Linked DNA regions of Mus musculus: regions 1 and 3 are each linked to region 2. Evidence: chromatin loops called from intact Hi-C (ENCODE). Cell type or tissue: heart. All regions are shown on one strand.

Region 1 (8,000 bases), 81 kb after region 2:
TGGATTCCATTTCCTACAATCATTTGCAGGTGTACCATGAACTTTTCGTATGCTGACTTCAGAATAGCTAACTAAGCTGGAAAGCGTAAAACCTGTTAGAACAATAATTCCCTTACAGCATTAGACAGGACAGGTCCTGTTATCCTTCCGACACCCACCTCAGGCACTGCTGCCGACCGCATCACCACCGGCTACACAATGTGTTGTGGTGTCCACGTGGAAAAGCAAGCAGCTTTGCCAGTTTAAAATAGATGAGATGGTCACCTGGATTTGCTTAAAGAATCCCAACTCTCTCTATATGCGATAATTAAAATGCAACATGGCATGTGTATCTCTCTATATATGAGTGTGCACATATGTGTGTGTGTGGTCACATGTGTGCGCATGTGGAGGCCAAAGGTTAACTTTGAGAAGCTTCTTCGTCATTCTCCACCTGACATTGTTGAGACTGCTCTGTCACTGAAGCTGGTGCTCTCAGAGTTGGGGAGACTGGCTGGCCCTCGGTGCCTCCCACCCTGAGCACTGGAGATAAAGACACGCACTGTCATGCCTCATTTTTACCTGGACACCAGGGATCTAGCCTCAAGGCACCATACTTTCAAAGTAAGCATTTTATCCAATGAACCACCTCCACAGTCCCAAAATATTTTAATGTGTAAATGCATAAAGTGTATGAAATCTTTTGTTTATTGAGACAGAGCTGAATTTTCTGGACCAATATTTCAAAACATGCAAAATAAGATTCAATAAATAAGAAGTTCCAGGCATTTTGGGGACACAGGGGATTCTAAACGGAAGTCAAACACAGACCACTTAGCATCATTTTCCGACTGAAATTTTTCTTTGGTGCTGATGTGACTTAAGATCTGTTGCAGATTGAGTCTGGTCTAGGTTCTGTACTCTAGAATGAGTGTACTTAGCTGGGGAACCTGCAAAAATGGTGTATGGCTTTCCTTGTTAATAAATATCAGTTTATTGAGGGCTCTTCTATGGCAGCAAAATCACAGAGCTGTGTTCCATGTGGGTGGAACAGACAGCAAGGACTTGGCAAGACTAGACTTCATCTTGCTTTGCCATTGTGGGGACACAGACAGGCTGGGAGGCCACCATATGCAGAAGCTGGCCTTTCCCTGAATCTTACTCCTCTGTCAACGTCACCTTCTGTCCTGAAAGACCCAATTCAAAACTGATTCTTTATAAAAGGATTGAGACAAACATCCTTAAAGATGCATAAAATCAAATGCTGTTTGAATAACCTGAGAAAATTGTGTTTTAATTTTTGATAAAACTATCCTGATGCTCCTCATGGAAATAGCTCCAAGGAAAATCTTGTTAGAGGCCTCTGGCTTCATGGCTCAAAACAGAGGTAAGAGACCAAAAAGAGCATTGCTGTATAAACTGATTTCATAGCAAGTCAAAGTCACTGACTCTAAGATCCTAGCTGAAAGGGGTTGGAGCAATGGCTTCGTGGTAAGAGCACTGGCAGCACTTCTAGAAGACCCAGCTTTGATTTCTAGCACCCATATGGAGGCTTATATTGATCTGCAATACCAGTCCCAAGGGATCTGGTGCTTTCTGGCCTCTGTGGGCACTGCATACATGCAAACAAAACACCCACACACATATAAGAAATAAATAAAAATTTAAAAACTATAATGGAATTGAAACCATAAAAAAAATTTTTTTTAAAGATCCTGACTGAGTGGTATCAGTGAAGGAGAACATGCATTCCCTGGCTCTGACAACAGACATAGATTTGAGAGAGACTCAGAAGATAGACTACTTAAAAGAATGAAGTCAGTTGGGTCATTACATTAAGTCAAAGATAATACGTATGATATCTATTTTCACGCATGTGCGCACACACCACAGACACACAGTCTGACTATATCGTTACGTCCATGCACGTATAAATAGGATAAACAGAAGAGTGGAGTTACTCTCCAGTTTTCTCTTTTGAGCTTTGAACCCCATCCCTCACTCCCAAGTATATCCAGCCCACTCTAGACACTCCTGCATCTCTATCCCGCCAGCCTTTCTCTGGGTCTCTCCATGTCTCATGTTCCCAATCTCCATCTCAGAACCATGGTCTAAATTAGAGAAAATTAACTCACTCAAAGATCTCTGGGCAGTCTGATATCAGATTCTGTTTTCTGCAGGGAAAGTAGCTATAAATCAAGATTTCGAAGTGAGTCTTGGATTATACAACAATTAATTTTGAGAAAATAAGATATTACAAATGGAAAATATTCAGAAACCCCTCTATCAGGAGCCACGTTGTCCCTCTAGCCTTCCTCCCTTGGTTCACAACTTGTCTTACAACTGTGGAGAGAATCAGTTGCTTATTAAGCCATGGCCTGGTGAGGAAGAAATCGTATATGGGGCATGGTCAGAATAGCAGAATGAACTTTTCAACAAAAATGTCAGCCCTGTATATGCTGGAGTTTCTAGAAGATGTTTCTGCCCAGCTACACGGGGAGGCTCTGTAACCACACCTCTGCTAGAGATAGCTCAGAAATTTCTAAATAATTCTCTTTGAGGGTTGCAGCATAGCAATATCTGTAGCTTGAAATACATCTCTGAACTTTTGAGTGTGTGTGGTTTTTATTTTTAAAATCCATTAAAAGTCATTTGAATTTAAATATAGCACTCAAACTTGGTTAAGTATCATCTGAGGTCAAAACAAAATATAGCTTTAAAGTCCTCCCCAGGATGAGTTATTCTTCTGCCTCTTCCATTGGATGATGCTGGAGTCTACCCACACATAAAGAATGCTGCGTGCTAATGGGAAGAGATAACATGGTTCCCAGCTAGTTCGGAAAGTCATTTCCTTCTTCTTCATTTTTTTTTAAACTCTAATAACAATTTTAATTTATTATGTATTTTTGAATGTATTTGATTTTTGAGGTTTACTTTTCTTTTTTATTGGATATTTTCTTTATTTACATTTCAATCCTGGTTTTCCCTCCAAAAACCCCCTATCCCTTCCCTCTCCCCTTGCTCACCAACTCACCCACTCCGATTCCTGGCCCTGGCATTCTCCTATACTGGGGCATAGAACCTTCATAGGACCAAGGGCCTCTCCTCCCATTGATGACCGACTAGGACATCTTCTGCTACATACGTAGCTGGAGCCATGAGTCTCACCATGGTTGGTGGTTTAGTCCCTGGGCACTCTGGAGGATCTGGTTGGTTCATATTGTTATTCCTTCTATGGGACTGCAAACCCCTTCAGCTCCTTGGGTCTTTTCTCTGGCTTCTTCATTGGGGACCCTGTGCTCCGTCCAATGGATGGCTGTGAGCATCCGCCTCTGTATTTGTCAGGCACTGGCAGAGCCTCTCAGGAGACAGCTATATCAGGCTCCTGTCAGCAAGCTCTTGTTGGCATCCATAATAGTGTCTGGGTTTAGTGGTTGTATATGGGATGGGTCCCCAGGTGGGGCAGTCTCTGAATGGTCATTTCTTCAGTTTCTACTCCACACTTTGTCTCTGTAACTCCTTCCATGGGTATTCTGTCATTTCAACACGTGAAGAGTAACCGTAGGATCTCCTTAGATTTCTACTTCAAACAGAAATGGACTGATATTTTTTATATATCGATATTCTGTTTGTTTATTTGTTTGTTTGTTTGTTTGTTTAACAAAATTCCTAGGCAGGCAAGGTGGCTCGGTGTGTAAAAGTGCTTGTCCCACAAACCTGAAGGTCTGAATTCAATTCCCAGAACTCAGGTAAAAATGGACAGCGCAGTGGAGCATGTCTGTAATTTGGCCCTTCTACCACAAGATAAAACACGGAGACACGGAGACACGGCGAGTTGCCTGAAACTTGAAGGTCAAGTAGGCTGGAGTATGGTGCACAGCATCAAAGAAAGACCCCACCTCAAACAAGGTAGAAGGTGAGAACTGACTCCTCAAACCTGCCCTGACCCCCACATGCATTCTCTGACGTGTTGTGCTGTGCTTGCATGCACGTGTGTTCACACACATCCCACACACATTTTGCTTGGTTGGTTTTTGAGGGTTTTTTGGATTGTTTTTGTTTTTGTTTTACAAACAAGAGGGAAAGGAGTACTCCTGAAGGTTAGTATGCCCGGGCCCAGCCCCTCTGTCTGGATTAGCATACTTGGAGGAGGAATGCTGGTAGGCTGAGCTGGCACGGAGCCAGGTTTCCTTGACAACTCGCTCTCCATATCTGACAGCAGGCGCCACCTGCTGTCCACACAAAGCAAGCACAACAGGCGGGCATCCTGCTGGAAGTCTATGAGGGAGATGCAGGTGTATTATTTATGCTGGCAGAGGAAATGCCCAGACTGGAGTGAACTAGACAGGACCAAAAAGGCTGGAACCAGGAAGAGGTGTCTTCTTGCCCACACGGGATAGGTGGGTTGCCATGAGTGACCGTGATGTAACATACCTGACCTATGTACGTGGGGATGTCTGTGTGTGTGTGCACATACATGCACATGCATGTGGAAACCAGGGGAAAACCTTTGTTATTCTTTAAGTGCTGCCCACCTTGTTTATTTTTTGTTTGTTGTTTGTTTTTTAATGACAGGAAGACAAGGCTCCTCACTGGTCTAGCCCTTGCTAAGTAGGCTAGCCCGACTTGCCCGTGAGCCTCAGGGATCAGTCTGTCTCTACCTCTGCAGCACCAGGATTATAAGCTTGTCATATCACCATAGCCTTTTCGTTTTGGTTTGTTTGGGATTATCAAGACAGGGTTTCTCTGTGTAGCCATGGCTGTCTTGGAGCTCACTCTGTAGACCAGGCTGGCCTCAAACTCAGGCTGCCTCTGCCTCCCTAGTGCTGCTAAAGGCGTGTGTCATTGCCACTGGGTGGATCATCCTGTTGTTAGAGCCAGCACTTCTCTGACTGAGATACCATCCCTGCCCATTGTAGAAAACACAATGTTCCTGTGTACAAAGCACAGGAGCGGAAGTCAGGTGATCTTATCGTTTCTGCCTTACCATTCATCAGCAGTTGATCCATGGCAGAGGCGTTGGTAGGTAATTCTGTCTATTCCCTTCATCGATGGTTTAACTCAAACCTCATGAGGGGCACATGAAAGCCAAGGAGTTTAAGTTGTTGTGGAGACATTAACTTCACACTAGGAATGAGCTCAGAAAGGTTAAGTAAGTTTCCCGAACTCACACAGCTTGTTTGGTGGTTTGAATAAGAACGGCCCCCATAGAATACTTGGCTCATAGAGAGTCGCACTTTTAGGAGGTGTAGCCTTGTTAGAGGAAGTGCACCACTGGGAAGGCGGGCTTTGAGGTCTGAGGTGCTAGACCTAGTAGGTCAGTCTCCTGCTGCCTATGGTCAAGATATAGACTTCTCAGGTCCTTCTCCAGCACCATGTCTGCCTGCAGGCTGTCACACTTCCTGCCATCATGATAATGGACTGAAACTCTGAAACTGTAAGCCAGCCCCGATGAAATGTTTTCCTTCATAAGAGTTGCTGTTGTCTTGGTGTCTCTTCGCAGCACTAGAACACTGACTAAGGAAGCTCACATGTTTCAGAGTTGAAGTAGAAATTTTTCTACTTGCCCCTGGGTTGCTACTCAATTGGCTGGTGGCTAACAGTTGTTTACAAAGAAAGAAAAGAAGAAGTACCTGTGTGGCCTCAGTCCCCAAACGTCACCGCACAACACACACAGTACCACCCAGCCACACCCTAAGATAATGTGCATGACTTATGACTCAGGATGGCTGCATCTCCTTCCCATGCTCTCTCGATACTCTGGAAGTGGCAGCTGGAGGCAGATTTTAGGATGTTTGGCTCACAGAAAGTGTCATCTTCTTAGCCAAAGGACACAAAGGCAGAAGACCAGAAAGCAGGCAGGTGAGACAGTTCTGAGTGAGGAACAGCCCCTGTTCGGAACAGAGCTGCTCTGAGCCACTGAGGAAGCTTGGTTCTTTTGTGAATGTGTGATCTCCAGGCCTCGTCTAAACCCAACTGATCCCAGTAAGAGTCAGGGTTGCAGAGTTGTGCCCACCCGCTGCATTGTCCCCCGAAACATTAGCTATCTGAGTTTGTTTGAAGGCCAACAACCTCATCTAACCACAGCAGTGCACACTCTCCGTACTGCAGCACGCCAGCCAGTCGGCCCACAGCTGCACAATTTTCTTGAGCCAGAGACAAATCACAAACACAAGGAAAGAAAACACACCGAGGAAATAAGACTCTCCCCCAAAGTGGTGGCCTTTGTCTCCAGGAGCTGTTCTCTGACTCAAACCTCTGCTCTCTTGAAGACACATCTGGAAGTTTGATTGTTTCCATCTGGTAAACGCGCGGGCCGTGACACCTCTATCTCATGTCTAACTTTCAATTTAGACTCTTGAGATTACTAAGAACATTTCTCCACCTACGATCTGCGCCATCGAGAAGGTTGGAGTTCAGTGCAGGGATGTACATAACGAGGGCTCCCAAAGCAGCTTTAGAGTGAATTAGATCGTGTTTGTGGGTGCTCCATGGAAGCCGGATAGGACTGTGAACATGTCGAGGTTCAGCTGCTGTGTAGTGAGTACAAAGAAGTTGTCATAGGGGGCTGGTGAGATGGCTCAGTGGGTTAGAGCACCCGACTGCTCTTCCAAAGGTCCAGAGTTCAAATCCCAGCAACCACATGGTGGCTCACAACCATCCGTAACAAGATCTGACCCCCTCTTCTGGAGTGTCTGAAGACAGCTACAATGTACTTTACATATAATAAATAAATAAATAAATAAATAAATCTTTAAAAAAAAAAAAAAAAAAAAAAAAGAAGTTGTCATAGGCATGAGGTTACACTAACGCTCATAGGAAGCCCTAAAACGAATGTCTGGGAAGAGAGGGAAGGGAGTCACAGAAACAGGCAGGAGTGGAAAAGTTACTCCTCGATTCCCTCGCTTGAAATGGGAAGACCTGGTGGTTCTGAAAGCTCTGTGGGATTACCGGAAGCCTTGGCCTGACGTTTAGTGGCCGTGTATCCCTGACTGACTTTCCCCAACTCCTCTCGCCTTTCTGGAATAAGGACAATAGCAGCAGAGCAGACTTAGAGTGAGAGTCACATAATGTCACCAGAGCAGTGCCCAGAACAAGTAGGCGTTTAGTAATTAGGGCAATTATTATCATGCCAGGAGCCAGGTAAGGATTGAGACCTGTGATGGTTAAACATCATTGTCAACTGGGTAGAAGTTAGAATCACCATGGAAACCAACATCTGGACTCATCTGTGAAGTGTCGTATTGTACACTTCCTAATTCTGAAATAATTTTCCCTCAAGAAAAGTTACATGCATACATACATGCTACAGTGTAACACCGTTCATAAGATTTCAAAGATTTGTTTTGCCCAACAACCAATGGTCGGCATCTTGTCCTGCAGGTTGTACAAGGTGCAATATTAGCAATCTCCCAGTGACAGCTTTTGTAAACAGAGCCTCCGCAGGTCATGCAAGCATAAGCTCAGAGAAAGAAACAGAGTAGCAGCCTTAACATCTGTGTGAAAGCTTGTCTGAGAATAACAGTTCTACAGTTCAGGAAGCCAGTTACTTCTTTAACAGGAAAAGAAAAGCTCAGGGTCGCACACAGGTGGCTTTCACCATGGCAACACCGGGGGCTGGGGCACAGATACTCTCTTTATTACTTTCTGTAATTTCATCTCTAAAAACTCTATGTAAGCATGAAAGAAGAGAAATGCCCCGAGAGAAAGCAAAGGCCAGCGAGACATATGGGAAAGGCAGCCAGAAGCACACAATCACGATGAATTGTCTTTCTGGTGTGCTGTGTATCTGGCTTGTTAGCGTTTGGAGGAAGATATATGGATTTGGAGGAAATCTGTGCTTATTATAATGTGAAGGTGTAGTTATTGTTTTGTTTATATTTGTTGGGTTTTGGTATCAGTGTAAGGCTAGCTTCAAAGTTCTCCAGTGTTTTATGATAGCTTAGGCTGTGTATGCTTTTTGGCATGTGGCCATGTCGAGGAAATCTAGAGTTTTGAAGAGGACACATGTTCAGTAGTCA
Region 2 (8,000 bases):
ACGCCTCCCTCGTGCCAGGAAGAAAGCATTCTCATCGTTAGAGGGACAAGACCCAGATAAACACACCCAAACAAAACTCGCTCCTCATGGCTTTCCCTGCCATTTCCCGGCACTCGGAACATATAGCCCAAACCCCTTTCCTGTCTTACCGAATTTTCATAATATGTCACTCTTTGGTAAAATGGAATATTAACCTTCAGACCCAATAACCCCTTATCTTAGTTTTCTTTCTATTGCTGTGATAAAACACTGTGACCAAAAGCAACTTAAAGGAGGAAAGGAGTGATTTCGTTTTATAGTTTCTAGTCTGTCATTGAAGTCAGAGCAAGAATTCAAGGCAGGAACCTGGAGGCAGGAACTAAATGGGTCACTGGGGAATACTGCTTTCTGGCTTGCTCATCCATGGCCTGCTTACCCATGGTTGCTTTCCTATACCACCTAGGATCATCTGCCCAGAGGTAGCACCATCCACAACGGGATAAGCCCTTCCACATTAAACACCAAATGAGAAAACGTCTCACAGAGTTGCCTAAAGGCCAATCGAATGGAGGCTTTTTCTCAAGGGAGGCTCAAATGGGATACCCTGGCTTGTGTCAAGTTCACAAAAAACTAATCAGAACACCCCTTCTATGAGTATTTCATACACAGAAATACAGACAAACACGCACGGAAGACATAAATTATGTGTGTTATATGTGTGTGTATGTATAATTTATCTATATAAGTTGCACACATACATAAATACACAGGAGGCATACATATATGTACATTCACAGACGACATGAATATCAGATAAAATACAAATACTACATATGCTGTTCCCCTACTAATCTGCCCCCTGAAGGTTTGATCATAGGGCCAGGCTGTTTCCAATACTTAACTAGGTTCAGGGCTTTGCAAAAATATATATATATATTTCGTTAAAACAATGAGAAGTCTATCGTTTTCTATTTGCTACAACACTGTTAAAACCAATTATAGTAATTATACACATTTCTCACACTTAGGAAGAAGAGCGGCCAAAATCAAATGCAAAGGCCGAGCTTGTGCAGAATGCGTACCTTCTGTTCAGAACGTGGGCCCCATACTCCACCACGCGTAGCTTTATAAAGATGGCACAGGCTACAGGATCCTCAGGGACCATCTAGGACCAAGTAGGTACAGCCTGCACGCAGCAGGCTACCAGTAGCCCAGAACGGCCATGAAAGTGATCTGGGCATGAACGTGACCCAGTACATTTACAGACCACAACATCATGTTGCACAAAGTCACCACTAAAAGAGTAAAAGGAAAAAAAATTTTTAAATGCACCCCATTGCTTATAGGTGGCAGAGATTGAATAGTATAAGGACTCTCGGAGTCACCCCTAAAACAGTTTTAAAGTGTGAAGACAGCTTAAGATGGGGGGCTGGAATCCAGGTTCACTCTGTCCTTAACTTGGAGTTTAGGAAACTCAAGACTCTTTCCCTTAAAAGTGGAGTTGCAAACAAGCACTGTGGCCCTTCAGGGCTTACGAGGGAGCCAAAGTTATATCCTATGGAAAGACTGGGGGTTCAGAATGATGTAACTAACTCATCATTACTAAACATCAGGAAAGCAGTGGCTTTACACACCTGTATCCCTAAGTCCTTCTTGCCCCATCTCCGTAGCAACCTGACAGACTTTGTGTGACTATTTTGATCTTATGTTGAACAACTTAGTATTCAGAGTCGTGTAACTTGTCCAAGGCCACACAGGTGACCGGAGGCGGAGCCAGAATTCTGATGAATTTGCTTAATCTTTATTCATCTTGATTCATGGTTAGGGTTTGAAGGCAAGTAAGGAGGGGCTCCTCTGTGTGAGGGATGACAGGTGAGATCTATGTGTGCCCTTGGATCTGCACTAGAGATGCCTCGAGGGATCTGGGGATATAGCCCTGTGACCAGACAGGACCTTGGCATTTGTAAAAGTCCAATCAGCAGCACCACTCCAGAGCAAGCACACTCACACAGACAGAAGATGCATGACAGGGGAAAAACCAATAGAGGAAGACATGACCAACAACAGGACATGGCAGGCGCCTTGATTTCCTTTTAGCAAATGACACAAATAAATAGAGACGATGTGGTGACCTAGTTCCAGTTCCTGTGAGTTCAAGTTGCATTCTGTGATACCAATGGATTATTTCCTCCTAACTTTGCCACCCTTGGGGAAAAAAAAAGAAAAGAAAAGGCGTGGAAAGTGTTCCAAAACAAACGGCAAGCTCAGGAAAGTCACAATAAGGGTCTGCTGCCTCGCTTCATGAGAGGGAAGGATGACTGGTACAACTTCAACAGCAGCCCAAGACTATATTAAGTGCTACGACACACAAGACTGTTCTGTGTGGCCCTTGGTCACACAGCACCTTCTCGGGGCTGGAAACCGAACACCTTAGTTTTCTCTCCGGGATGGGAAACCTTCATGCTGCTCAAGTTTGGATCCACGGAGTCAGACTGGGCAACTGAATAAGGACAGCGAGGAAAAACCAGAACAGGCTAGGGAGTGAACTTTCTCGGTGAGTTGGAAACAAGTCTTCCCAGAAAAGGTCCTCACCAAGTAGGTCCACGCAAAGCCTTCAAGCCTGTGGCTAAGGAGTCACTAAGAACATGGAATGTACCAAGGCTTGAAAGAACTCAGCAAAATAGGGCTGGACTCTGGGTAGATACTGTCTGTTCACATGTGAGCCTAAGGAAGTCCAACATTCTACCTATGTCCATCTAATGAACTTTTCCAACTTAAGTCCCGGCACCTGGAGCTAGTTCCCCAGAAAACTCATCCCTACAGGGCTACCTGTAGACCTAGAAGTTTATGTGTTCCCGGGAGCAAAGGCTGCGGGCTCTCTGCACCCTCTCCTCCTCCTCTCAAACGCTGTGCCCCTCACCCATGCTGGGCCACTCCTTTTCAGCCCATGGCCCCCCACAGGCCGCGGGCTGCCCTGACCCAAGTCTCGGAGCACCCTCTGCTCCGCCTGCTATACCCATCATTCGGCACGCCGCCGCGCGCTCCCTGCCCAGCTCCTTCCAGACAGGAGCCAGCCGGCAGCAGTGCAGGCAAGGAGTCTGTGCCCAACGCACATTACATAGTCTCCCACCCAGATGCCTTGGCCAAAGGAACAAAAAGGAAGCCGACGCCAGGAAGAGACGGGCGGGCTGAGGATGCGGCGGGACCGCGGCGGGCTCCACGCCTCGGCGCACCCAGCAGGCGGAGCTCGCATGCGGCCCACCGCCGAGCTGTTACCTTGAGGATGCAGGCCATGGCGCTATGGATCGACCCTGTGGCTCGCTGCACCTCGGCCCCGCAGCTGGACCACTCCAGCCCACATTCCCGCAGAGCGAGCCGGGCCGCGGGAGCTGCGCGCTCAGGCCCCACCCCCGAGCCCCGCCACTGGCTGGCGCCACACGAGGCCCCGCCCCTAGTCACGTGCCCTCCGTGCAGCCCGCAACTGCTTGCTACTCCACCGCTGCTACTACTTCACCTTTTTTTCCAAACCCTTCTGCAGATGGAGGTATGTAAAGCCCGGCTTGCAGCAGACCCAGATCTGCTTAACCTGAGGACAGAAGGTGGCCCTTCCAGCTGCACTCGCCCATCAGAGAACCCACAGATGTGCCACTTTCCAAAAAGTTAGCTTTGTTTGGCACCATTCCGATGCAGGCATGGGGCCCATCACAGGATTCTTCGAAAGCAGCTGGAAGTGCCCAGGGCTAGCCCTTGGGCACTGCAGAATTCTGTGGTGTGCGTCTCTTGTTATGATTGATCGTCTGTCAACCTGAAAACACAAACAACTAGAGATGCTGAAAGATTGAACACTCTTGGTCTTCAAAAAAGAAGCCACAATCTTCACACAATGTGACATTGTGCACAGCATGTGTAGCATATGGGCACATAAACATATGCAGCTGTGACTGTTGTATTCTGTTGCAAGTTCGTAAAATGCTTATGTACACAATGTATAAAGATAATGTTCATGTGTGTACACCTATGTACAGAGTATGATGCACAGGACTTTGCTACTCACTACTACTATCTTGGAATTTAGAGAACTCAGTTAAAATTTCAACAACCAAGTTACATATTAGCTTTTCCTCTTAAGTCTGGACATCTAGGAAGGTCCTGACCTCCACCATGAACTGTCCTGTGTTAAAGAGCAGTGCAGATTTACCCAAGAGGTGACATGGGCAAACTGGAACCTGGTCCTCTCTGGGTCCTTAATGGACTCTGTGTGTCCCAAACCAGACCTGCTAAGAGAACAATCATTTCTACAAGAAGAGGTTATGCCCAGAGAGAGGAAAGGTCTGTAGATACACAAATTCCTGCTGTCTAGAAGTCACACAAGTCTTTAAATTACTCCCCAAAACATCTACCTTAAAGTCATCTCCCTCGCAGATTAGCTGGCCTGCACAGCATCAGGGAAAGCATGTGATCTGAGAGTGACCGAGGGTCATGAGATGGCTCCCACACCAACAGACAGGAATTGCTCAGGACATTCAACAGGAGAAATCACAGGGAAGATACTGAAAAGACTAGAGTCCTATTCAAACTGCCTGTTCCCAGGCAAGCTCTGTCTGTCTCCAGGGTGACTAAACTCTTCTCTGTTGCCACTTCCTCCCACCCCTCCCTCTGCCTTCAAGGCACATGTATTTTATAAGTATGGTTTGGTAAAGATCGCATACTTCAAACTGCAGCTTTAATAAATGGTCTTAGCAGGTGTACTGGCTAGTTTCATGTCAACTTGACACAAACTAGACTCGCTGGAGAGACGGGAGACTCAACTGAAAAGCAAATGACTCCAGAAGAAGTAGGCTGTAGGAAAACCTGTAGGGCATGTTCTTATTTAGTGATTTATGTGGAGGGCCAGCCCATTGTGGGTGGGACCACCCCGGGCTGGTGGTCCTGGGTTCTATAAGAAAGCAGACCTAGCAAGCCATGAGGAGCAAGCTAGTAAGCAACACCCCTTCAAGGCATCTGCATCAGCCCCTGCCCCCAGGTTCCTGTCCTCTCCTCAAGTTGCTTTCAGGCATGGTGTTCCATCATAGCAAGAGTAACCTTAAGTGGGACAGCAGGCCAGGAAAACTCAGCACACTTGTTTATTTCTTTGCAGCAGGACACTCATGTCACCAGGTGAACAACTTCTACCAAGTGGCCCCGAAGGTTGTCCCCAAGCTTGGGTTGTCAGGCTTGGGACAAGTGTCTTTGCACACTTGTTATCTCCTAGACCCCACATTCATTCATTCATTCATCCATTCATTCATTCATTCATTCATTCATTCATGTCAGTTTTTATTAATCTGATTAGCTGAAGGGAAAAATCTTTAAGTTTCTATAGGACCTGTCAGCAATAAGAGATTGGTTTCTGTGATCTGTGATCTCAGGACAAGATCCTAAATCACAGTAAAGAGGAAAAGATAAGAGACACATAACACAGTAGAGGCCTTCCCCACCAGGGAGCAAGCTGCTAACAATGAAGAAACATCAGCATACACACAAGGTACCATTGTATGGGTTAAATAGGCTATATTTAGGAATATATGTATATACATATATGCATGTAACAACAATTAGGTTTCAAAAAGAGGTCATGAATTTGAAGAACAGGGAGAAGTATATAGGAAGGTATGGAGGGAGGAAGGAGAAAAGATAAATTTTGCAATTATCATCTCAAAAATATAGAAGTGTCTCTTTCCAAGAAGAAGTAGAGGAGGAAGAGGAGGAGGAAGAGGAGGAAGCAAAGATGGTTTAAGCATCTCTTTCTCTCTCTTTCCTCTCCTCCTCTGCTCCTCCTTCTCTCTCTCTCTCTCTCTCTCTCTCTCTCTCTCTCTCTCTCTCTCTCTCTCTCTCTCTCTCTCTCTCTCTCCAGAAAGTTGCACTATACTTGGGAAGGGCCAGTGGACTCTGGTGATCTGATGAGCACTTCCTTGCTTGGTGAACTTAACCAAGCCTCTTGACCTCTGTCTAATCTTTGTACAACAGGCTATGTGTTTAACTCTGCCTTAGCAGACTTAAATATGAGTTCATTCACCTCAATTCCCGGCAAGATGACCGCTTTTAGATGATAAAAAGCTATTTAAAGAATCGAAATTTGCACTGAAGACAGAAAGATCACAGCTGAAGCAGAGAGAGACTCTGGTCATCCTTGAGGGTCTCAGGAGGGTGTCGTTGCTGAAGAGTTAACACACATGGTAAGGACTCGATGAAGGTTCTTCACCCACCTACCCTGACATGGCTTTCTCAACTGAAGAGCCCACCACCCACATCCATGCTTTCCAAAGTGGTACTTGTCTCTCTCCGTGTGTATGTGCATGTGTGTACACACTCATGTGTGCATACATGTTGATGTTAGGTGTCTTTATCAATCATTTTACATCAGGGATTCTCAACATTTCCTAACACTGCCACCTTTTAATACAGTTCATGTTGTGGCGACCCCCCCATCATAAGATCATTTTATTACTACTTCATAACTGTAATTTTTCAAATATCTGATATGCAGGATATCTGATATGCAACCCCCAAATGGGATCCCAACTCAACACAGGTTGAGAATCACCTTATTTTTTGAGGCAGGATCTCTCACCAACTCAGTGAGGCCATCTGGCCAGCAAGTTCCAGCAATGCCTTGTCTCTATTTTCCCAGACAAACAACATCATGCCTGGCCTTTGACGTGGATTCTGAGGCTCCAAGCACAGGTCCCTGTCCTTGCAGAGTAACCATTTGACTAACTATGCCATCTCCCTAGCCCCCAAATGTTAAGTTTTTAATCAGCATTCATAAGTTATTACCAAGTATAGCAATGAGTAGTGGTTCACTTACTAAAGTCAAAAGCAAGAAATGCTAGGATAAACCTAGACCAGAATTTTATAAACTAGGATTAACAACTGCTGCTTTGGAAGGACTACATAGAAAAGCTTTTGGTTAGAAATAAAGACAGGTTCTGAATCTGCCAGGGATTGGAGGTACAGCCAGATTTGTAGGAGGTGGGTAGGAAGAAAAATGTAGCTAGGATATTTTTGTTTTAAACTGGGCCAAACACCAAGAAAAGCTTAGGCTAGTCTATAGGTATAATCTGATTCTCCAACTTCTTAAATTATGTAATTTATCCAAGAGCACCTGTTTCCAAAATTATTAATAAAACAACAACAACAAAAAAAAACCTGTGGTCAGATGCTCTACCTCATTTGACCCTCCAGCACCATGGAGACAGGGCATTGAACTTAGAGATCAGCCATCTTACATCTCACAGTCAACTGGCCAGTGTGTGGGGAACTCACCCTCTTTGGGTTTACAATATCTTGACTTTTCTTGTAAGAAAACCTTGGATTAGTGTCTATACCTTCTAAGATACTAGAACAAATAACCTTCACTGTCAACTTGGCTGGATTTGAAATCACCATGGATACGCACGTCTGAGTCTGTCTGGAGCAGTGGTTCTCAACCTTCCTCATACTATGACCCTTTAATACAGTTCCTCATGTTCTAGTGGCCCCCAACCATAAGATTGTTTCGTTGCTGCTCCGTCACTGTGAGTTTGCTACTGTTGTGAGTCATAATGCCAATATCTGTTTCCTGTGGTCTTTGGGGACACCTGTGAAAGGTTGAGAATCTGTGGTTTAGAGGGAATGTCCAGAAAAGTTGTTTAACCTAGGAGGGAAGAGCTGCCGTGAGTTTGGGCAGGACTGTCCCATAGGATAGGCTTCCAGAAGAGGTGTAAATGGAAAGGCAGGTTTGGTTTCCAGTGCTCATTTCTGCTTGATTATGGATACAGTGTGACCAGTTGCCTGCAGCCGGGTGCTGCCTTGGTGTCCCACACACAATGGACACAATGGACCCTCAAGCTGTGAGTCAGAATTGAACCCTCTCTTCCCTAAGTTGCTTTTTCTCATGGTTGGTTTTGTCACAGTAACTAAGCAACTAACACAGAGGCTCAAGCGAGCCACCTGAGGCAACCACCACAGATGCGCAAGAGAGCCACATGAAGATGCAAAGC
Region 3 (8,000 bases), 62 kb before region 2:
TCCCTATGACCGGGTCAGTTATAATATGTGGACGACACTTGCACAAGCCTGCCTGCTACAGCCTAGGTAGCCACAGGTGACAAGTGGAGAACAGAGAGGATGCAGATCAGGCAGGGCAAGAAGGGCTAGCCCAGTCAGGACGATGCTTACCTTGCGAACATACGGGGCGGAATTCATCCCCAGAGCATATTACTAATGTGATGGACCTTTGTTACCAAAGAACTGTACTTAGAAAAGGAAACAAACTTCAGAGAAATAAAAATCCCAGCAACAGCCCCTGGAGTATAGGAGGCCCCGCCACAAGGCTCGTGAAGAAGTGGAACAGAGGCCTCAGCACAGTCCACTCAGTCCACTGTCAGCCTGAGACGCCCGCCAAGCTGGCTGGCTGAAAGAACATGCTGGGTCTGTTCTGTTTGCTGTAGTTTTCTGAGCAGGCTCCATGGTGAGCGAAGAGGCGAACAGGAATCTTCCATTATCCCTTTCAGCTGAAAAGAAACCTCACCACAGAATGCACTTACTGTGAAAGTTGGTACAAACAGCAGCCACGGGGAGGTCGCGATTAGAGGAGGCTTCCAGGGAGAACGGCTTCTTAGAGAGTTGGACTCTGATGGGCAGAGGGAGATGGTGACGGGTGAGGGGTGAACGAAAGAGGGGGCAGGAGCAGAGCAAGGCCTGAGCCTGAGCAGAGGCAGCGGGTGAGCTCACTCACTCAGCCTACATCTGAAGCATCGGTCATCCTAGGTGCCCCACAGCAGGACCAGATCAGTGGGCAAGACAGCAGGCTGGGCCAGTGGAGCATGGTGGTAGGAGCGGCTACAGTTTAACACTGAGAGTTGGGACCTAGGAAACACCGTAGCAAGTTGTTCTAAGAACAGGGTCTTGAGTATGAGCTCAAGGATGCCAGACTTGATTCACAGACATCACTGAGCCAAGGGAGCTTCTCTGAGAAATGTCTGTGAGAGGCAGGGCAGAAAAAGGGAGCCATCAGGTTAGCTCCAGCTGGGGTGATTCATCTTCGGATGCATAAGACCCCGTATGGGACAGAAAGGGGATCAGAGGCTGGAGGAGGAGGAGGAGGAGGGAGAGGAGGGGGAAGGGGAAGAGGGGAAGAGGAAGAGGAAGAGGAAGGGAAGGAGGGGGAGGAGGAAGAACAGAAAAAAGGAGGAGGAGGGGAGGAGGAAGAGGAAGAACAGGAGGAAGAGGGGAGGAGGAGGAAGAGGAAGAAGAGGAGGAAATGAGGAGGGGGAGGAAAAGAAGGAAGAAGAGGAAGAAGAGGAGGAGGAGGAAGAAGAGGAGGAGGAAAAGGAGGAGGAGGAGGAAAAGGAGGAAGAGGAGGAAAAGGAGGAAGAGGAGGAGGAGGGATGCATGTCTTGCGGAACCCTGCTCTGTGTGGTTATATCCTGAGGAGTTCTACTGGGAATAAGTTTAGGAATGAGACAACCCCTCTTTGGAAACATTTAAAAGTTTCTCAATCGTCCTGCAGATAAACAAACAAAACCACATTTGATTCTTCCCGACCCTGCATATTCCACTCTTTTATGACCAATTTGTTTGGGGTGAACATCACAGGACATGAGGAGGGAGGCGGGAGGGGAGGAGCCATTGAAGTCAAAGAGGACAGGATGCCAGGAATCCTCTAAGACTCAGGAACGTCTCACTGAAAAGTTGGGCCACCTTCAGGGAACTCACAACGAATACCCTGTGCCCATGCACACAGACACACAACAGCACCCTGTGCCTCAACACTCAGGCTTCTATTTGCCTGGCTGCTTAGCAGTCTGCATCTATTAGATCACCGTGACAGCTTTTGGATGTCCATCCCTTTAAAACAAACAAACAAACAAACAAACAAAAAGGTAAGATCTAGAAACCCGCATCTCACTGATTTACCAACTTATCTTACACAGGGTTTCCAATGCCACTCCCTAACCAGGCAGCAGGCTCACAAGTCAATCATTTTTCAAGCAGACAGTCTAAAAGCAAAAACCTCAAATCCAAGTGTGGATGTACATGATAGAAATCCCAGCACACAGTGGATGAGGCAGGAGGATTAGAAGTTCAAGGACATCCTTGGCTACAGAGTCAATTCAAGGCCAGCCTTGGCTACATGAGACAGCCTCTACTAAGTTAATAGAAATGCCAAAAGGAAAGCCTTTTCTGATCCACCCTGGGAGAGGTTGATGGCTTACGAGGGTCCAAACTCTCGTGTCTCTTGGAATCTGTGCAACTCTGCATTGGGCCGGTTTTCACAATGCCCACAGAACTTGTTCTCTAGCTCACAGACTCGGCCGTTTCTCTCAGGGCATTGTCACAGTGTGCCGGGGTCCCATGTTTGTACCCAGGTACCTGGAGGTGCCATGCTACTGGCTCGAGCCCCACATTTGGGGGAGCAAGATAAGGAGCCACTTTCCAAAGCCTAACATGGGGTCCCATGGTTGGTAGATGAAGACTGGTCCCATCAGCTCAATAAGTAGTTTTGGTTTGACCTCTGGCTTCCCTGGAGATGCACCACCCCCAACTCCACCTGCTGCCACCTGTGTCCCCTCTGCAGCCCAGGTGGACTCAGAGGTGGTTTGTGTGGAGGAAAAAGCACAAAGAAAATGCAGGAAAGCTTTCAGCAGCGTGAAGCCCGAGAGGCTCAGCTCTGCACTGGTGGGAGCTGGAAATCCAACAATGCCATGCCCATCCACCTTGGCAGGGAGCCTCGGTGCCTCCGGATGCCAGGAAAGGAGCCAGCTGCCTCCTGCAAACATCACAACCTGTCAGCATGAGTCACAAGTCAGTGCCATTCGTTACCTAGCGTCTGAGATTCACAGAAACTGCAGGGTTCTGGGACATAATTCCCACCAAGGTTAAATTCTCAAGAAAGAAAGATACCGAGACCAACAGACTAGTTTGCAGGAGAAAATAGGAGGCATTTCTTATTAAAAGCAGCAGCAAGCATCAGGCCCTCCCCTGGGCTCACCTCCAGATTCCTCTCCCAGAACGGACAGGGATGGAGCCTCCACCTGCGAGGCTTCACTGCTGCTCATGAGCTCTTGAAGGGGTATCAACCCCACACCAGATATTGTAAAACACATTCTCAGAATGAGTGACTGAATGGATAGAGAATAAAGCTGAGCCTTCTAACCCTGACTGAGCTCCAAGCGGGCCTATGGATGTAAGGAATAAACGCCCAAGTGCCGGTTTCCGGCTCTAAATCATGAGTTTGGAAAGGGCGTCACCACTCCTTGAAGATGCGGAGTTCACTCTGCCTCCCCCTGGCCTCAGAGCAGCCATCCTGACCCTGCTCTGACTTTCCTCCCTCAGTGAGGCCAGGGAGCCCTGTCTTTATCCTCCCTCTCTGTGATGCCCCTACCGCTCTGCCACCCGCAGAGGCTCTTGGTGCATTTTGCCAGAGATGGTGACAAATGTGGGTTCAGAGCTTTGAAAACTGGGTTCATCTGCAGAGCGCTGTAGATGCTGCGTGCTGCTCTGAGTGAGTACACTGTAAAGAGAGCCACTCACTGAGTAACTGAATGGACTGAGGTAAGGAGGTGCCCGGGAGCTAGAGTTCAGGTCCTCATGTGCGCATGCTCTGTACCGCATTCAATACTACCAAGGTGCAGCCCTAGGGAGACAGACAGGAGGTGGAGTCTCAACATTGCACCTCTGAAAGTGTGAGCCCAGAGAACCCGTGACCCCAACTCAGCAATCAGGAAGCGACCAAGCAGGCTGAGAGGCCCGCCAGCCTGGCATCTCCTCAGCATTACTCAAGCTGCCCCCAGGCAATGAGCGGCCCCCTCACCCAGGCCTCCTCGGTGGGCACCTCAGCAGTGAGAGGCTCCTTCCCTCGGTAGCTGAAGCCACTTGCTGGTGGAAAAGACTTTCCTTTCAGACAAAATCTCCACACTGGTATTAGGTTGTAATTCTTCTTTCCACAAGTTTGTACTCAGCATGGAGTGGGCTGAGAAGAAACGTACTAAACTGTTTGAAATATGTTTGTGAACCATATAGGAGCAAAAGACAGAGCAGAGTTTTTTGCTATTGTAGTCCAAGGGAACAGGTCCATAGATGCTTGGGTTTTTGATTGTTTCAAGTCTTCTACTGGGATATCCCTGAGGGGACCATATGAGGAAAAAATAGGTGTAGTGAGCTTGCCTATTTTCTCATGTGCTTTGAACACCCATTTCAGATGTGCTACACACACACACACACACACACACACACACACACACACACACACACCTCAGTGGAAAGCCTTCACTGGATCCTGCTAGACAAATACCATTGCAATCACTTAGTAGGACTTTGAAAAATAAGTTTGCTAATGGGACTGCCAAGCAACTGAAGAGAAATTGCATGTTCTAAAAGCGCTATAAAAATTCTCTTCTCTTTCAGGACAGAAGACAAGCTGGTGGTGAGGGAATTACTTTTTAAAGAAATCTAAAGTTCGTTTCAAACCCTTTTCTGCCAAGATCCATTAACTGCAAAAATAGGTTCCTTCCCAGTGCCCCAAAGCCTGCCATGAGGTAACAGCCTAAGTTCAATTTCCCTAAAAACTGTTTTCAAAGAAATCACTTTATCACTAGCTTAGGCATCTAATTTCCTTGTGATAAGAAAGTAACCCCCCTTCACCCTCTCCCTGCACTGGCTACAGGCCAGCATTTTCAAGCGGAGGGAGTCGGGGCTGTAAAGGCCGCCTGTTCACCGACCTAACCCTCCTCCTCAACTCCCTGGGCTCCAAACCACCGGCTCCTGACGCTGAGGTAAACTAGGAACAGAAAGGAAGTGAGCCCTGTGGGCCAGGAACCCAGGCCTCCACAGTAAGATCTGCTGATGCTGCTTGCCACATAGCTCAGGCTAGCCCAAAATGTCACCCCGCTGAGTCTTTAGAGCGACTGCAGGTGCCCAGATAAAGTACTTAAGATAAATATGAGCAAAACCACAAGGCAGTTTTTGTTTTGTTTCTTGCTGTTTGCAGATTTGTTGGTTTTCTTCTATTTGCGTATTTCTTAGACAAAGGCCAGGCTGGCCTTGAACCTGCTTCCTTACCCTCCCCTTCATCCTGGGATTGTTGTACTTGGCTTCAGGACCTAATGAATGCTTTAAGTGGAAAGAAATCTTTAGTGTTTCTGTTTGTTTCTCTTTTCTGTCGCTCATAAACCTGATTCCGACTCCCTGTACAGAACGCAAGCTTCAATCGGCAATGCTTTTCCCTTTTTGTAAAAAGTGCATTCCATCTCGTCAGGTCTTGACTCCCCTACTCTGACGGTGATGCTGTACAAGCTCAGATGGCTAAAGAGCAGAGCATAGGCCCTCTGTAAGGACCCGATGCACAGAGGGCCTAAGGCACTGTCGGAAGGACTATGTTAAACCCTAAGTCTAGCACGGCAGTGTGTGAAGGCATCTGCCAACTCAGCATAGCACAGATGGGCTCACCTCCTCCATGGGTTACAGAGAACACCTCTATAATCCAGGGGAAGGGACAGCCTTGGAGCTTCCCTCACCATGGAAATGGTTAGATAATGCTGTAGCTAGCACCATGAAACACATGGGAGACAGCTAATCACCACGCTTTGGACACATGCCAGCCGGTACTGTTAAGTACCCACTGTCCAGTTGGAAACCATGTTTTCAAGCTATCAGTACCCCCAAATGTTCTCATCTGGATTAAATAAAGTCACTGGGTTAATTAATAAAGTCAATGACATCATCCTGATTAACTCAAGTCATTGACTACTTCAGGAAATATGTTGTGGATAGCTAGCTATTCAAGTTACCACGTGCATGAGAAACAAGGCTAAACTCTGTTTTTCAGGGTCTAATTGTGAAGTAAGAAACACAGAAAGACATAGGCAATTCCAATGTAATCTGAAATCTATATGCTAAAGCTAGCCCAAGGATCCACGGACACGAACAGCTAAAACTGGGGTGAGTGGTAAGCAGGAGCTATCTTGCATACAAAGTAGCAGGAGCAGACCAATCCTACCAGGCTCCATGCAGGCTTCATGTGGCTAAAGAAAGGCTGGCCTTCCTCCTCCTCCCTTCAGGGGCACTGCAAAGACAGTTCTAAGCCAAGGGGTGGGGATCGGGGTTTGTGGGGCACAGGGGGGTGAGTCCTACAAATTGCTGATGAGAGATATGTGAGCACCAGGCAGCCAGAGGGCAAAATTGCTCCTTGCTGGAGAGCTCTTGATGCCCAGCTCCTCAGAGCACCAGATTAATCTCTTGCCATCAAAATCAATAAGACAAGAGACAGACAGGGGAAGCGTGCACTCCTGGAATCAGAAAACTAAAATTAAGCCAATTATATTGTTCAAAGGCCTGGATAGCAATAAGGTCCACCTGACGTGAGCGTTTAGAAACTGGAGGAAGCGAGGGATCTGTGGTCTGCTCCGTCATCCAGGTACTCGTCCAGACACCGAGGATACAGGTCAGGCTCATGCCTGAATGAGAGCGTCTGACTTGACTCTGATTTCCTCGGCCATCAGGACAGACAGAGCTGAGCGTCTGAGAGCCATGGCTGCAGACAGCATCATTTATAGGTGAGGAATCTAGAGTTTAGAAAAGGCCGGTGTCTGGCTCGCTTGCTTGTGTCCAAACCAGAACCCTCCAAACCCCAGGTCACCCCAGGCACCAGACAAGGACATATGTGACAAAGGTATTTATTTTCTTAGACCATTTTCTTTTAGGATCTCTTCTCGACCTGACAGAATTTCTGTCACCAAAGTTTGGAGCTGAGATGAAAGGATGGACCATGTAGAGACTGCCATATCCAGGGATCCACCCCATAATCAGCATCCAAACGCTGACACCATTGCATACCCTAGCAAGATTTTATCGAAAGGACCCAGATGTAGCTATCTCTTGTGAGACTATGCCGGGGCCTAGCAAACACAGAAGTGGATGCTCACAGTCAGCTAATGGATGGATCACAGGGCTCCCAATGGAGGAGCTAGAGAAAGAACCCAAGGAGCTAAAGGGATCTGCAACCCTATAGGTGGAACAACATTATGAACTAACCAGTACCCCGGAGCTCTTAACTCTAGCTGCATATGTATCAAAAGATGGCCTAATCGGCCATCACTGGAAAGAGAGGCCCATTGGACTTGCAAACTTTGTATGCCCCAGTACAGGGGAACGCCAAGGCCAAAAAGGGGGAGTGGGTGGGTAGGGGAGTGGGGGTGGGTGGGTATGGGGGACTTTTGGTATAGCATTGGAAATGTAAATGAGCTAAATACCTAATAAAAAATGGAAAAAAAAAAAGAATTTCTGTCACCAAGACACAACTACAAGAGTAAATACGTACAGTTTTAAAGGCTCACACCACCTTCCTGCACCATGAAAGCCCAGGGAGGGGTCCTCTGAAAATAAGAGAGCGCTGCCCTACGTGGGCCAGTCTTCCCTAGAAACAGTACATGCAGAATGTGATCATGTACGTATTCGTCTGTGTTTGCCTACATGAGTAAGAGCACACATATATGTATGCATGGATATACGGGGGCTGTGGATATGTGGGGGGTCTATGGATGTATATGTTTATGTATATATTACATATGCACATAGTGCACTCGACATCTGTGTGGTGGTATGTATAGATGTATATGGTATGTATAGATGCTTATGCTTATGTATAGATGTATATGCTTAAAAACTTCACGGGAGAAAAAGAGAAGGCTTAACAGACTGCTTTTTGAGGCCTTTACAGAGCCATGCCCTGGAGACCTGACAGTAATCCCCCTGCCTCAGGAGCTTCTCACAGCAGCTGAGAGGTGAGGGGCCACTGGACTGGCAGTCTAAGCGGTAAATGGAAGTCTGAATAAACAGACACGAGAGGCTAAGCCTCAGCATCCAGCGATGCCGCAGAGCCACGACGCCTGTCTGGCTTTACTTTTTAAAGATGCCTTGTTTTTAATCATATGCACATGTATGTGTCTCTGTGAGGGTATGTGCACATGAGGTGTCTACAGAGCCAGAAGGAGGTGGAGTTACAGGGGCCTAAGAGCTTCAGGATGTAG

What was found. Peaks named below come from ENCODE experiments on the same cell type or tissue, not always from the same donor. Only the 100,000 strongest peaks of a DNase experiment are listed, where the experiment ranks them.
Region 1: a loop joins it to region 2, with 4 times the contacts of the local background. A loop is called at or near these places in 9 of 42 quality-filtered maps.
Region 3: a loop joins it to region 2, with 2.4 times the contacts of the local background. A loop is called at or near these places in 5 of 42 quality-filtered maps.

Annotation. Positions count from the first base shown.
Region 1 is chr3:153,802,350-153,810,349 of GRCm38, forward strand. No RefSeq gene overlaps it. Among named protein-coding and RNA genes, the nearest start is that of 5730460C07Rik, 14 kb to the left of the region's middle. In heart, a CTCF peak has its summit at 4,217 (motif pointing left); a DNase peak (open chromatin) is centred at 4,182; H3K27ac peaks cover 4,957 bases; H3K27me3 peaks cover 583 bases.
Region 2 is chr3:153,721,790-153,729,789 of GRCm38, forward strand. St6galnac3 (ST6 (alpha-N-acetyl-neuraminyl-2,3-beta-galactosyl-1,3)-N-acetylgalactosaminide alpha-2,6-sialyltransferase 3) reads right to left here and starts at 3,344. Exons shown (of 5, transcript NM_011372.2): 1 at 3,256-3,344. The coding sequence starts at 3,273. In heart, a CTCF peak has its summit at 3,209; a DNase peak (open chromatin) is centred at 3,312; H3K4me3 peaks cover 2,717 bases; H3K27ac peaks cover 3,229 bases; H3K27me3 peaks cover 615 bases.
Region 3 is chr3:153,659,409-153,667,408 of GRCm38, forward strand. All of the region lies in intron 1 of St6galnac3 (ST6 (alpha-N-acetyl-neuraminyl-2,3-beta-galactosyl-1,3)-N-acetylgalactosaminide alpha-2,6-sialyltransferase 3), which reads right to left. Among named protein-coding and RNA genes, the nearest start is that of St6galnac3, 62 kb to the right of the region's middle. In heart, no CTCF peak of the experiment used is centred here; no DNase peak of the experiment used is centred here; H3K27ac peaks cover 596 bases; H3K27me3 peaks cover 405 bases.